Linked DNA regions of Mus musculus: region 1 is linked to region 2. The links are chromatin loops, found by intact Hi-C in ENCODE. Cell type or tissue: left cerebral cortex. All regions are shown on one strand.

What was found. Peaks named below come from ENCODE experiments on the same cell type or tissue, not always from the same donor. Only the 100,000 strongest peaks of a DNase experiment are listed, where the experiment ranks them.
Region 1: a loop joins it to region 2, with 6 times the contacts of the local background. A loop is called at or near these places in 3 of 42 quality-filtered maps.

The regions. Positions count from the first base shown.
Region 1 is chr5:96,580,787-96,588,786 of GRCm38, forward strand. It overlaps Fras1 (Fraser extracellular matrix complex subunit 1), which reads left to right. Exons shown (of 74, transcript NM_175473.3): 15 at 7,293-7,436. Among named protein-coding and RNA genes, the nearest start is that of Gm52781, 120 kb to the right of the region's middle. In left cerebral cortex, a CTCF peak has its summit at 4,064; a DNase peak (open chromatin) is centred at 4,147.
Region 2 is chr5:96,373,112-96,381,111 of GRCm38, forward strand. Fras1 (Fraser extracellular matrix complex subunit 1) reads left to right here and starts at 844. Exons shown (of 74, transcript NM_175473.3): 1 at 844-1,774. The coding sequence starts at 1,702. In left cerebral cortex, CTCF peaks have their summits at 1,088, 1,287 and 3,287 (motif pointing right); DNase peaks (open chromatin) are centred at 772, 989, 1,317, 1,602 and 4 more places; H3K4me3 peaks cover 3,081 bases; H3K27ac peaks cover 1,460 bases.

The DNA of each region.
Region 1 (8,000 bases), 210 kb after region 2:
CAGCTATATCCCAAGCATAGTTAAAAGATTAGCTATTTACCTACTATGTGCCTTGGGGAAGCAGATTATAGCCTCTCTCCTTTAGAAATTTTTTCCCTTTAGTACCAATAGCTCTGTGTTTATTCCAAAAAATTAATTTGATAAAGGCAATAAAATGTAAATTAAGATAGAAAGTCAACAAAACCCCTAGCTCACACTCCCTTAAGCCACTACTTTTAGCATTTTGATGTCTGCCTTCATAATTTATAAGCTCATTTCTCTGTATATGTGTCTGTCTATACATGTACTAATTTATTTTTCCAAAGGAAAATCACTTGGTACATGCTACTACATTGCCCGTCTTCCCCATCTCATTTCTTAATCCCTACAACTCATGGTTTTAAAGCTATTGTCCGATTTTCTTTGTCTTGCTAGTCAGTCGTTCACTAAGCCAACCTTCTGCTGTTGAGTATTTGTTCTTAATTAACCATCATCATAAATAACAATGATATAAACAGCTTCAGTAGAAATTGTGGCACATCATTTTAATTAAACTCATAAACAGGTGATTGCTGGGTCTGAGTATGTACGATCACGATTACGCCTTTGATGCACATAGATGCGACTCGCTTTCAAACAGCAGTGTTGATATTCACTCTTCCAGAAATGCACGGGAGTGCCTCCTTGTCATGCCTTTGTTCGCACATGGTACCCCAATGCAGCTTCAACCTGCTTGTATGACTCATGCAAAATGGAAACTTAAAAAAAAATCTTATTTCTGGATCATAAGAATCAGTCTGAAAGAGTCTTCATGGCTCACTTCCGGTAACTGCGCTGGGTCAGGTTCTTTTCTTGTTTCTTTCTCTGTCCACCACTCAGTTCATTCCCTTTGTTCTACCTTATTGCTAGTCCTCTCCTTCCCATCTTCCTACTAAGTAATGATGGCATTGTTTTCCATGTCCTTGCATGCATGTTCATTTGCATGTGTGCGTGTATAAACATGCATGTAGAGACCAATAGAGAATCCTGATTGTGATCTTCAGGAACACTGTCCACGTCCTTTGAGACAGGTTCCTCATTAGCCTAGAGCTCATCAAATCGACTGTCTAAACAGAGAACCCCAGGGGTTCCGCTAGCTCTGGGATTCCCAGTACACCCCAACATGTCTACCATTTTTACTTGTATTCTGGGGATCAATGCAGACCCTCATGATTGTAAGGCAAGCACTTTGCTAACTGAGCCATTTCCCTAGCTCCAGAGTGACTGTTGTAATGTGATCTGGTGCATGTTTTGGGGTGTGTATGCTTTCATTGCTCTAGGTACATGTTACAATTCAGAAAAATTTTGGGTGGATATTTCCTTCCTTCTCTTATTTCCTCAGTAAGCAACATGTCTAAGATCCAATATGTGTTGCTTATATAAGTCTAATCCACCCTGCCTAGATAGTGCTTGTCTGTTTTGTTTGCATATCTTTAGCTATTTGTGAGGCCATAGGACTTTTCACCTGTTTGGTGTTTTTATGAACCCTGTCAAATACCTGTGCATTTTCAAAACACCTGGAAATCAGATGTTCTTATTCAGGGGTCTGCATTCGTAAGCTGGAAAGAGAGATGGGTGAAAGGTAGAAACCCAGCCTGGGAAAGATCTTAAGATTGGTGTATAAGGGTCAGATAAGTGTGATGTTGAGTTTTTAGGCAGCGAGCCTTAGACTCTTGGGAACCTGAGGGCTGAGGGAGAGATAGTAGGATAGAAAGGACCTTCTGGACATCTGAGACTCACCATGCAATTTCCTGTGGTTTTCCAAGGGGCTCTTGTTGCTTGGGGGAAGATTGCAAGAAAAGAGTGTGGAGCTTGAGGCACCTGGGAAAGGTGGGGTCCCCTTTGTACAGCAGCTGACATACACCTCAAGGCTCCATTTTTGTCCTTTCTTTCAAGAGAGCCTGCTTCTCCAGGACTCTTTCCCATCTTCTGTCTCTCAGTGAAAATTTCTTTGCTTTTGACCAGAGCAGAGACAGGAGCTGCCAGGTCTCCCTGAAGCCAGTGATCACATGAATACAGTTGGCCTCTCCAAATCTGTCATCTCATTGTATCTTGAGAATTAAATACAACACACATTATTCTCACCAAATGGGAAAGAAAATGAAGGAACTGTGAACTTGAATTTAAGATAGGAACAAATTTTTATCCAACAAGAGCTTCCTACAGGGCTAGGATATAGCTCAGTGGATGCTTAGAGAACATGAGTAAGGCCCTGACTTCCATCTCTAGCTCTGCATGGACTAAGTGTGGCAGTGCTTTACGTCTATGGGTCAGGAACTTGGGGGCCTGAAGTTCAAGGTCAGCTGACAAGGGTGTTTACATCCAGTTTGAGCTAGAGCTCTTGTCTCAAAAGAAGAAACACAATGAAAGTACAAAACAGAGGGTATCTTGTTGAAAAATACAGCCACTGGAGCTTGGGGAAGTGGCTTGTTGTAAAGATGCTCAATGTGTAGACATGAGGATTGAAATTTAAATCCCTAGCAGTCATGTAAAAAGCCAGGCATAGTTGTTCATGAGCTTATAATTCCAGATCTGTGGATGTGCGGAGAAAAACAGGGGGATGACGGTGACATCCTGGCCTTCAGCCTAGCTCCAGGTTCAGTGAAAGACCCTGTATTAAACTAATAAGGTAAAGAGTGATAGAGCAGGATACACAATGTCCTCCTCTGGTCTCCATGAGTTTGTATGGAGATATACACTCACACATGCACACACATGCACCACATACACACACACACACACACACACACACACACACACACACACACACACACACGGAGAAAAAAAACAAACCACTAGCTCCTGACAATAATCCACATCAAGGTCTTCCTAGTCCTTGTGAAATGTAACCTTGCCATAAAATGGATAAAAGACAGAGCAGGAGAACTCACTCAGTGTGTGGCACACCTGCTTAGGGATGCAGCTAGGGCTGGTGCCTTGTGGTTGCCAGTCAGAGTATTATGGTGAACTTAGAATTTGAACCTGGCTTCAATGATGATCAAAGATGGTATACAGGTTCTGACACCTTAAGAGAGGGTGGAAAAGGCCAGCCAAGGGTGATTTTCTTTCCCGGAGCAAAACTGCAGTTCCCAAGCCTGAGCCTATGAGCATCTGACCCCCTGCCTACCATCTGGAAAGGTTTGCTAGAAACAAGAAGTTGCCTGCAGGAAGGGCTTTTAACTCTCAAGGAGATCTGCAATTTATTCCTAGAGAAGCATAGGTTGAAAAGTTTCTAAAAATCTTCTACTTCTATTTTAGCAAGAACAAAAGAAGTTTTTATCTTTAGAATAGAGTTTCCTTATAAAGCTGGCAAAAAGAAGGACATTTATCCATTCTTTTCATTTTTTGAAATGAATTGTTTGACGAACCAACACATGCCCTATTATGCCCCAGAAAAGTCATGGGCCTTCCAGATAAATGATCTACTGTGTGTGAGATAAGAAGACAACTTTGCCTCGTTCACCCTTTCAAAAATTTATTACTGTAATATTCACAATATACAATTCCTACCCTCAATGATCTGAAATGCATCACTAAGCAACATCAGGCTGAAAAGTCAGCGAGCCAGTGACCTTTTCCTCTTCTTAATAACCCAAGTGGAGTACAAGCCACATGTAAACCAAGCCTGCAAGAGGAGATAGCAGGGAGTTGCATACTTTCAGTGCTGGAAATTAGGAATCAGTTGTAAATCACAGCAGGTGTGTGTCATACCAAGGAATGACAGCTCAGTGTGACACTATGCCTGGCCACCAAAGATGCAGTTCCTTTGATATGGAGAAGTGAGGAGGGCCAGCAGGGATCACTGTTACACTTAATAGTAGGTATCAGTGTATCATGTGTATTCATCATCAAAAACACACCTGAGTTTTTAGCATTTAGAAAGTAAATTTTATATCCTCAATGTTAGGGCATTTAAAAGCTCGTACCTTTGCCGTTTCTATGCAAAAGGTGGCTGGTGGCATGGTTTTCCTGTAATGAATAAAAACCTGTGTGTTCTCATTTAGCACACATTTGATGAGCGCTAGACACCAGTGTGAGCACTAGGGGCTTAAAATAACTAAAGCTCGGTCCCCACTTGGGAAGTGACTGCTCCTTGAAGGAGGAAGATAATATTGGAGTAGTTAGGACAAACTGCTGCAGGGAACTCTGCCAGTGAAATTCATCCTCCCACTGCCCTGCTGTCTTGGGTTTCTACGGCAGTGGTAAAGCACCATGACCAAATGCAGCTTGAGGAAGAATGGAGTTTATTTTGCTTATGTATCTAGTCTGAGCCCACCGAGGGAAGTCAGGGCAGCAACTCAAGGCAGGAACCTGAAGGCAGGAACTGAAGCAGAGGAGATGGAGGAAGGCTGTTTACTGGCTGACAGTCGTTGGCTTGCTCAGCTTTCTTTCTTTCTTTCTTTCTTTCTTTCTTTCTTTCTTTCTTTCTTTTTTTTTAGAAGGGGCCATTTGGCTATTCTTTTTTTTTTTATATACGTATTTTCCTCAATTACATTTCCAATGCTATTCCAAAAGTCCCCCACACCCTTCCCGCCCCCCCACTCCTCTACCCACCCATTCCCATTTTTTGGCCCTGGAGTTCCCCTGTACTGGGGCATATAAAGTTTGCAAGTCCAATGGGCCTCTCTTTCCAGTGATGGCCGACTAGGCCATCTTTTGATATATATATGCAGCTAGAGTCAAGAGCTCCGGAGTACTGGTTAGTTCATAATGTTGCACCTATCAGCTTTCTTTCTTATATATCTCAGGACTACCTATTCAGAGGTGACATTATCCCCAGTGGACTGGACTCTTCCATATCAGTTATCAATCCGTTGAAAAGAAAATCCCACCAATCAGGATACTTGCTACAAGTCTTCTATAACATGAGGGCCAAGGCCATGTGAATGCTATGCTCTGACCTGTGGGATCTTTGTACTCTTACTTTCTAAATAATCTTTCCCTTGGCACTACCCAGTGGAATTTTTGTAGTACTCCAGTGAATTCAATGGATGCAATATATCATCTATTTTTTGGTCTAGGCCTCAGGCAATGTGGCTTATGTGGGTCTAGGTAGGAAGGCCTCATAGGCCTCCACAGCACAGCATCTGGAATGTAGCAGCAGCTTCTTATGTAGGTTAGTAGAGCTACTTGACAGGCCATCTTGGAAAAGATGCTGGGCTTTGTGTTTGATGGATGTGTTAGGTAATGTCTTTGTATCAATTCAGAATGAAGAGAAAACTTCATGAAAGATGAGAGATATTTCAGGTGATGGCTACAGTCAGTAATCAAGGGTCACTGAGTGGCATTTCTTGTGTATAGGGTAGAATTGTTTCGGAAATGGTCCTTGCTTCCATTCACAGTTGTGATATAGTATCAGAGTCTCACTGTAAGTATGATGAGGATTTGTGTGTGACCTTTATAAAATATAGATGAAGGAGTTAAGTATGAATGAAGTCACTCAGGAGATGTCTGGAAAACACAACCAGTGTGCTCAGACACAGTCAACAAGGTAGGAAGGTCTGCATGAAGCATACAGTGTTAAGACAGAACTTGATAACAACACAGAGAATTTTGCTCATTCTCTCTCTTCCTATCCCCTAGCCTAAGCCACTGCAATCTTTCAACTGGACCACAGGATACACTGCATAGTGGTAGCCTTGATAACCTATACAAACTCACCTCCTTTCTCCAGGACACTCATGAGAGTTTTGCAAATTTAAATCACATCTTGTATCACTCTTGCATGATCCTTCCATCACTTCACAATACAATTAGGGGAAAAAAATCCCACTTCTGTGCAATGATGTCCAAGGCCACAAGTTGTCCTACTATGTACTACAGAGGCCCAGAAGCTATAAACACAAGGGTAGACCCAGTTTCCCACACTCTATGTTCCACCTCCAAAGACATTGCTTGAGATTGTCTCTGGTTGCCCCCCCCCCCCATAGCTGGATGCTCACCCTCTTTCAGCTCTACTAAAGTGGGTCCCACCCCCGTCCCCCACCCCTGTCCCTCTACTGCAGTATTCCTGGCTATTAATGCAATTAGTAATTATCTTTAAATCCACCAGAGAGAAAAAAATGTCTGAAATTAAGACTTTCTTGTGCAATTTAGAACTGAGAGGGGGATTAGATTCTGAAGTTTGCGATGTAGGTATCTTTTCTTCTGCTCCTAAACAAATACTTAATTAAATCGCTAAGGTATGATTACCCAATCACTTGTAGGCAGCAAATGCATTCATTTTCTCCGCCAATTTTGTTGATCAGAATCAATGCTTCTGGAAAATAGATTGTACTCCATTGTGAAGGAAATGCTATAAAAACGAGGACGATGTGTTAACCAAATCACAGTAGGGGTATCAAAACAAGCAGCTAACCAAGTCGCACAGTGTTCTGCTGTGAAGGGCAAGCCTCCTTTTGCAGAAGGGCTAAAGTAAAGAAGATACACAAATGATTATAAAAGAGAAAATGCTAGAAGAGAAAGAAGACAACAAAATCTTTAGAGACTACCTCTTTTCTGGGAACAGCCTCCACATAGACTCAGAAAGCATGAAAGAAGTGTAAACTTTGGGAGTCCTGGGGATACAATGTGGACCAGTGATGTGGGGGAGAAGAGACAAGACTTGTGAGGGAAGATGGAGGGGCACTGTGGTAGGGAGTGGTAGGGAGTGATAGGGAGATGGGAGGAGGAAAAGGAGAGAGATAAAATTGAATGTATCAATCAAGGGTAGCCAATGATGTTACCCCTCAACTCATTCTTAAGAAGCTAGTGGAGGTGGAAGGAGCCTCCGGAGCCTGCACATACTGTAGTGATTAGGGCAGACAGGGCAAGGAATGAAAGCCATGGCATTTCATTAGTCAGACCATCTTTGCCCAGAAAATTATGATTTCCTTTCCCGTGACTCCCATTACTTTAAAGCCATCAATTTCCTGTTTCAGAGCCCTTAGCCCTTAGCAAAAGCTCACTAAAGTAGTACTTCTGACTCTCAGAGATTGTCTTGCTCTCGCTCTCTCTCTCTCTCTCTCTCTCTCTCTCTTTCTCTCCCTCTCCCTCTCCCTCTCTCCCTCTCCCTCCCCCTCCCCCTCCCCTCCCCTCCCCCTCCCCCTCCCCTTCCCCCTCCCTGCCTCTCTCTTTGAGGGACATGGTGTTTATTTCTTTTAGGGTCAAACCTAGCATTTCAGGAGCCCTGGAACCAGCTTATATCTTCCTGTAGATTCTTAATCTTGGAGTGTGAGAGACAGATAGTCTCTTCTGTGACAGGCTGGGTCACTGACTTTGGTGCTTTTCTACAGTCTGTCATGAGTCCTGTGCAGGTTGCTGGGGTCCCACAGAGAAGCACTGTATGGCCTGCAGAGACCCACTGCAAGTGCTGAGAGATAGCAGCTGTGAGAACACCTGTGGCAATGGCTTCTACAACAGGCAGGGGACCTGCGTTGGTAAGTGCCATGCTGGGCTGGGATGCCCCCTTTATCTCCCTCTGTGTTCAGATCCTAGCACTGATAACTAATGCATCTTTTGCTCATTGAGTATGTGCAGGACTTCTGACATTCACTTCACCTTAGGCATTTATGTATTGTTTTAAACAAGTGGGATCTCCTCTAATGGCCCTGATGGCTTGTTAGACTCGGACTATTCAGTCTATCCTGACCCAGCCCCCTGCTTAAGACTCACAGCTATGTGGAGAGGGGAATCAAGTCCAGTTGGGACATCTCCCTAAGTCTCAAATATCATTCATCCCAGACCACTTCCCTAGTATAATGGAGCAGAGACCCATGCTAGCCCAAGCAGACCCACCTTTGTTTTGATGTCACGGGCTTAAAGGTGAATTGATCACTGTCCAGTCTACTTTTCATGGTCATACGGTCATGATAGCCAGCCCAATCCATCCTCCTTGTGCCAGGCAGAAAGAGATCAACCTCCAAGAGATGTGGACATGTGACAAAAGCACAGATTAACCCATCCCATCTGCCTTTCAATCTCTGACTTGTGAAATGGTGATA
Region 2 (8,000 bases):
TCTTTTCTGTCTGGCCTTCGAAACCCAGTCTGTATCTCTCCCGTGTAACCATCCCCAGTTACAAAATGATCAAACCTGGACCAGCTATTTTTATTTAGTCCTCTAAAAATAGCTATCACTCAGTACTGGCTGGAAACCAGACCCCACCCTATCCCTCAACTACCTCCAGTGTGCACACCAGGATGCTTTTGCCCTGACATTGGCTTCCCAGTCTTTGACATTTGGAGGCGCAGCTGGACTCACCCAGACTGTGTGGTGTTTTCATCTTTTAGGAAGCTGTAAAGGTGCACTCACCGTGGGAATCTCAACCTAGAACACACGTGCCCCAAGACTGCTAGGTTGCAGGGAAAACCCCTGAGGGTCCAAAATGCGAAGATGGCCAGTCAGCTCTGCTTCAGGCTCTGTGTTCAGCAGCAGTGGGCATGACGAGAGGTGGAGAAGTAGCAGTTAGGACTTGGGTGTGAGCACCCTGTCCCCAACTAGCCTCTCCTGTGGTACCCTCAACAGTGTCTGAATGGAGACCTAACCTCCTGTTTCCACCCGCCCTCGGTGTGACCACTTTTGATCCCGCCTCAGACAAAGCCAATGCAACTCCTGCAGGATGAATAAGGGGATCAGGTTGCTCTCTCGCCTTCCCCCACCCCCTCACCGCGGCTCCCCTTCCCCACGTGACTCTCTGGAATCTTTGCCAAAGCTCGTAGTCTCTGAGTCCATTTTCACACCCAGCAAAGGAGAGAGGAAGGAGGCGAGAGAGGCTGAGGAAGGCGGAGCGTGCGTGCTTTAAATGCGAGGATCCACTCGGGGACTTATCCTGTGCGTTTCCAGGCCCCTCATCTGGGGAGCATTGAGTTCGGAGGGGTCTTTTCCAGCCTCTCTCTTTCCTCCTTGCATCTACAATTATGGCTCCACCTCCACTTGGGTAATCGCACCTCCGCCCTGCAGCGCAGCTCGGGGTGCACGGTGCGGGGAGGTGGGCGTCGGTGTGGAGCAAGCCGCGCCCCTCTGCCCTCCTCCTCTCGGCGAGGGGCGGGCGCGAGAAAGTGGCAGCAGCGCCCCCCGCGCCGCCTTCCGCGCGGAGCTCTGGAAGCGCCTGCAGCAGCCGGGCGGCGTGGTGCGGTGCGGCTGCAGCGCCCCCGAGTCCCGGAGCTCCTGCAGGGCCGCACAAAGTTTGCAACCAGCGGCCCTGCACCGCCCAGCTCCCCGAGCGCTGCTGTAGCCCGGCCCGGCGTGTTCGCGGGGACCCGCCTCGGCCGATGCTACACGGACAGACGGGGGCGTGCCGAGAGAACTTTGAAAAGCTGCCGAGGAGGAACCTGCTCCTGCAGCTCGCCAGTTGGGGACCTCCGGAGGAACTGGTCTAGCCCGAGGCAATGCTGCGGAATCCCAGCAGCCGCTGACCTGCAACTTTCCTGCTAGTCTTGGCGGCGATCTGAGCTTTGCCTCCTCCTCGCAGCCTCGGCTCACGTTGGTGGCCGCTCTGCTGGAGAACCCAGTGAGCCTCGGGGCTGACTGAGTGTTACTGTCGGCCGCATCCTTCTGCGGTCCACCCGGCCAACCTCGGCTCCCGGCCCAGCAGCCAGCGCTTCCCCAGTGTCTGTGCGTCCCGGTTCCCGGCGCCGGCGCCACAGCCTGAGGTTTGGCAGAGAGCAGGTTCTTGGATGCTGAAGGCTGGGATCTTCCTGCGAGAGTGCCGCGGCGGCGATGGGTGTCCTCAAAGCGTGGCTCGGGGTGGCCCTAGCGCTGGCGGAATTTGCAGTATTGCCTAATTGTGAAGGTAAAAAAGAGCGGAACCCCGTGTGAGTTCGACTGTGCAGTTTAAGACACTCAGCCGGGTTTAGTGCTGTGGGTTGTTGGGTGGAAGTTTTGATTTGAGGCGATAGGTGGACACGGAGTGGATTTCCTTTTCAGCTGAAATCCCCACTCCTGGTTTCTCTTGCGGTCAAACCTCAGCCCGGCCACGGCCTCCTCTTTGCTTTTTGCGGGTGGGTGGCCTTTTGAGGTGATATTTCTGAACCCGGATGAATCTTCCTTCCACTTCTACCCTACTCCTCAAGGAAAAGCAACTACTCGGAACCTAGGTGAGAAGCGAGCAGTTGCTCTCACTTTTGTGGAATAAAATCCTCACCCAAGCTCCACTGTTCTATTTTGCTTTCCTCGCCCCAGTAACTCGCCCCCCCTCCCCTTAAAGACCACTTAAGATTTTATAAGTAGTATTCTGGATGTTGAGATTTCAGTTGTAATGAAATAAATTTTACTCGGGAGCGAGAGCACGAGGCTGCCTGCTTCTCAAGGAACAAAAAGTGGTCAAAGAGCATGTATGCACTTCTCTTCTCCCTAGGTTTTCATTGCGCGCGCGCGCGGGGGGGGGGGGGGTGTTCCAGTCCACTTCTTCAAGAGCTTGGGGAGAGAAAGGAGACTTGAGTGTTGTCATCAGGATAGCTTTCGTAATCTCAGCTCAGATAATACATCAGTAAATCTGATGAGGGGTGTGTGTGTGTGTGTGACATGTTGAGTCTGGTGCTGCTTCCCCCCGCCCCGCCCCCCCCCCCGCGCCCCTAGGCGCGCTGAGAGCTCCCACCTGCTCAGAGCCGCGGGGACAGTGGCTGGGTTAGCATTTGCAGAGGGGGAAGGTGGCAGGCTGGGAGAGAGACAACTTCATCCACGGCTGGGCTCTGGACTTTCTGCTTCCACTCCCGGCTCCATTCATTATTCATCCAGCTGCAGGAAGAGTTCACCTGCCCAGTCGCAAATCATATAGGCAGTGGCGTGCACGTGTCGCTTTTCCTGCATCATAGGTGCTGAAAGGGGGCAACTGGAGATTCAGGAGGGTAAAATCTCAGGTGGGCTTCCAGTCTTCAGACCAGTGGCACCTCTCTTCCTTACCATTTTTTTCTCATAGCAAGCAGCCTGGCCTTGGAAGTCCACTCGTGGACTTTCCCCACAGGTTTAGGCACCACCTTCTCACACTGTCGTGGGAATTATGTCAGAAAGATACTATTTCCAGGAAAAACACGCCTGGGGAGCTGTGCAGAGTTTTTCAAACTATGGACAACCTGTTTTAAAAGAATTGTGTGTGTGTGTGTGTGTGTGTGTGTGTGCATGGTTTTTGCATACAAAAAAAACCCCAACCTTGTAAGGTTTAATTATAGTAATTAACCAGATGGGAGAGTCAGCCCGGGCGCCTCAAACTTCAACTTAGAGCTCAGAAAAATTACAGTTACACTTGGTGGCAGTTTCTTATTTAAAAATTATATCCCAACAACACAGAGACTATGCTATCACTCCTGGATTGCTCACCAGGGGGCAGTTGGAGCGATGCTGTTTCTCAGAAGCAAATCTCTTGAAATGACAAAAGCCATTATTATTAAGAGGCTATGGGGTATGCTCTTTGGAGGGCTGGTAGATATAGCTGGCAAAGTGTCTGAAGTGCGCTCACACTGAAGTGTGTGTGTCCTTACAAGGTGGAGAACTTTGCATCTATTTTCTTTACTCACTTTCAGAGCATTCTGCATCTGCTCACAAATTAGGTCCTAGATTGCAAAAGGTCCGAGAACTCCCAACCAAACCTAGATGCTTGGCTCTGAGTGAATGAACCCAGCTACGGATCACATATTATTCCCCGTGCTATGCCGAGTAGTTTACACACCATATCTCATTTAATTTGTTTACTTGTGTGATGATGGTCGTACACATACGAATCAGCTGTCCTCTGATTAGGCTGTTCCTTTGAGCCAGTCAAGGCTCTCTTTGCAAAGAGATTGAGACGGAAAACTTGTGAACTTTAGAGATTCCCTTAAGTGTTGTTATTCACCCAGGGAACACTTTTTAAACCAGGCATCTACATATGCTTTGCTGGACGGGCCATATCATCACATTTCAGCCTGCCAGCTCATGGGAGAACTCACTGTTTTCTTCTTTGTGAACAACAGGGAGTGCAGTACTCCAATGAATTCTTCCTACAGCGACTTTAGTGACTCTGAGAGCAGCTCCAGCAACTCCTCTGTCTCCACCCTGGCTCTTGGCACTCTGAGTTCTCGAGAGCACCAATCAGAAGAGGGAATGCCAAATAACATTCTTTTCAATTAACTTAAATAGATCAGCCTCTGTGATGAACTAGCTGACCTTGAATGAACCATCTAACTAGATGAGGGAGGTATTATGTCGTGATAGCTTTAAATATGCTTTGTAATTATGAGAGAGAGGGCGGGAGAGAGAGATAGACAGATATATATAGAGAGATCAGGGGTGAGAGCTATAGATCAGTGATCAGTAGTAGAGCTTTTGCCCAAGGCCCTGAGTTCAACACCCAGAAAGGCAAGGAAAAAAAAAAGGTTGTGCTGAGACTTTCGGGTTCTAAATTTTATCTTAAGTATCAAGAGAAAGATGAATTTTTATAACCAGGTTGATGGTAGTGTTATCGTATATTGCCTCAAGATTGCTAAGCTGATAAACTGTGATTTGAGGGCTTAATAAAATCAAAAAGTCACAGGGAAGCTTCAAGCATGGCTGCTTTCTGAATCCGGGAAACCGGAACAGCATTTTCTGGAGACTCATCTTGAGTGGTGCTCACATGTAGAAATTATGCGGGTTTAAACCAGATAGACGCCGGGTATGGACTTGGGAAATACTGTTGGAGACCTGAGCCCTAGATTGGGTCTACTACTACTGCCCCCTACCCCATGACTTCAGCTAAGCCTTCACATCGCTCTAGTTTCTCCTATGCCCATTATTAACAGATTACAGTGGAGAGGCTCATTTGATGGAGACTTTGTTTTATTTTCAGATACATCAGTAGTTTTGGTTCTGTGTTTGGCCAGAGAGTTCCTTTGGTGAGGCATTCTGTGCTTGAAGCTCAGCATTGGAGAAGGACTGCATTGGCTGGACAAGCAGCCCTCCCCTCCATCTTTCATTCTGTAAACCTTTATTGAGAGCTCCTAGGTCATGTTAGCCTTGGTGGGACTTGGGACTTCTTACATCTTCGGGAACAAGCAAAACATTCCTTGCATGTCTGATTGGTCTTCAAAGGTATTTACATATCCCCAAATTTATAATACCGGTGAAAGAGCAGAAGAGCTGTGAGGACTTGTGGTCCTTCTTGGGTCTCTCAGGATTGAGATTTTTACAGGCTCCAGTTGATTGATACTGACCGCAACTTTACACGCTTTGGTTTTCATCATACCCTGCAAGTAGAAACAGATACATGATGTATTATCATAGGTTCTTGTTTCTAATATACTGCTTTCCCACTCCCTTCTGGGATTAGATTTTGTGTATCGGCTTCCTCATAGACATCCTGGAGTAGGGACACAGCCATCCATAATCACCGTTATGGATTTGGGTGGCAACCTCACTCAATATTACTCAGGCACGAGTAGCCATAAAACACTCCACTACATGGGCTCAGAGGAGGAGAGGGACTGCCACCGGCCAAGCTGGAGCCTCATGCCAAATCTTATGGTGGCTCAGAAGCAGTTGGCCAGTTTTTGTTTTACTATTCTATTAATTGATCTGCATCCTAGCTGACAGTCATCAGGACATGAGCCATCCTGCCAGTCTAGAAATGATTCTATTTTAACTATTCCACAGTGTGCCCAGCCATATGCTGAATTATATTAACATAAAGTTTGAACATTTAAATGCCAACTTGTGGCTGCTTGATCCTAATGAGTCATCTTTTTGGAATACCCTGTATACTGGCTACTTTTATGTCAACTTGAAACAAGCTAGAGTTATCTGAAAGGAGGGAACCCAACGGAGAAAAAAAATACCTTCATAAGATGCAGCTGTAAAGCATTTTCTTAATTAGTGATTGATGGGGGAAGGCCCATCCCATTGTGAGTGGTGCCATCCCTTGGCTGGTGGTCCTAGGTTCTATAAGAAAGCAGGCTGAGCAAGCCAGTGAGCAGCACCTCTTTGTGACCTTTGCATCAGCTTCTGCTTCCAGATGTTTCTGCCTCCAGATGTCTCATCAGAGCAATAGTAACCCTAACTAGGACACACTGCTCTTTACATATCTTATCTAATGACTCTATGTGCCATGATTTCTTCTGACCTGTGTGTCTGTTGTGTGGCAGACTTTTCATGGGAAGACGTAACACATACATGTATAGCTATTCACCCCAAATAGGAGTCCATGATAGATCAAAGTAGGATACCATCAAAGTTCAACTTCGTGAACTTCTTGTTTGCAACTGGACTCCTCTGAGAGTGACTCTCATCAGCCTTTAATCGTTATATACTCTCAGGGTGGGGGGAGTGGAAGGGACCTAGTGAATCTGGTTAGCTTCAGGGACTTCCTGAAGCTATTTTGAGTTTACTTCCTCGTTGTAAACATCCAAAGTTCCCCTGAACATGCAAAGTTTTCATCAAGGAGGAAACTTCTCTACAAAAATCTGACATTTTGTGGCTGTTGGATTTTAATTGACCCAGTTACCAGTTACTATCTCTGTGGCAAATAGTTTTGGATGGAAGTATGTTCCACATTATATCTCAAAGTTTCCCTAAAAATATTGAGCTTTTTATGGGAGCTTCAGAAAGGAGTACATTATATTCTCCAAGAGACTTCAGAAAAGAAGCCCCCTGGGGCTTTTATTTTATCCAGGTAACATTCTGCATATGTGACTCAGAAGAAATAAACCAAGCAGCCAGGGAGAACAGCCCAGTCTCGGGATATAGGCTTATCATGGTGCTCTGTGTGTGTAGTGGCAATATGCCCCACTGTAGAAGTTAAGATCCTGGTGTCTCAGACATAGTTCATGCCCTGAAACTAGAGATTGCCTTAGCTTGAGAACTCCCGCTCCAACTGTCCCCCTGCCCCCTAGTTTTCCTGTAAAGAAAGCCCATTTCTCCTTCTAGATCTCTACCATTTCTAACGGTTCATCTAAAGCTATAGTTTTTCTTAAGTCCATCAAGTTCAAACCATGGGCCCACAGGGTGGTTCTAGAACCCCTTAAGAACAAGCAGAGTGAGTGACTGTGTTTTCCCTGTGAAGTAACTGGACAGAATAAAGACCTCTCTGCCTTTCTTGTGCCAGGAGATGCTCCCAGCACCCCCTGCCAGAAAACATCACAGCTTCGTCTGTTGGTGGGTGTGCAGCCTGCCATAGTGTGGGAGAAATATGCTTGCTCTGGAAGGCCTCGTCTGGCTTTGGGTGATGATAAATGTTTAATGGGACTGGGCATCGTACTGGAATGCTTTATTCTCTCTGGAGAGTAGGACTGAGGTTTTGGAAAGTGTGTTAATGGAGGCTCACATAGGCAGCTGCCTTCTGGGTTGCACGGTTTGTTTTAGGGAAGCCCTCAGAGGGCGAAGCTTATTTCTTTTGGAATTGCACATCATGGAGTAACCCAAATTGAGTTGTTTCTTTTTCTAATGATGGAATTTATCAGCCACATATTGTTTGACTTAGGTCTGTCCCAGATGCTTGGCTTAAACAAGCACAAATGTAAGGCCATTCTCGAGGCTGCTGGGTATTTTCGTGTTGCTGTGAGTTTATAGGTTCTGACCAGACTTCCAAAATGGGCTTTGCTATGGCTGCTTGCTTATTTCGTAAGGTGCTGGATGACCTAACGAGCATTGAAAAGAAGCTTATTTTGCAAGACAACATTATGGAGACAGGAGCTAAGACTATAGTGATATACCCTGTAATGATGTGACAGACAGTGTATGTGCTGGCTCTAGGTGATACTACCCGGGTCTGTGTTGGTGTCTGAGTTTGTGTCATTACACTATGATGTTCACATGACAATGTCACTACTTTATGATGAACATTTCTTGGAAAGCTACCTTATATGACTGTATGGGAAGATGATCTTTCTCCAAAGGGTAACTATTGCTTTATCCTCGAAGCTGAAATTTCTTAGATTATTTTAAAGGTTGCACACACTTAAAAATACATGATAAATGCACACAATTTTATCTATGAGTTCAGAGAAAACCCGAATATGCCACAGATATCCAATTGTTTAGTTATTAAGAGATTAATAGTCTGAAAAGATGAT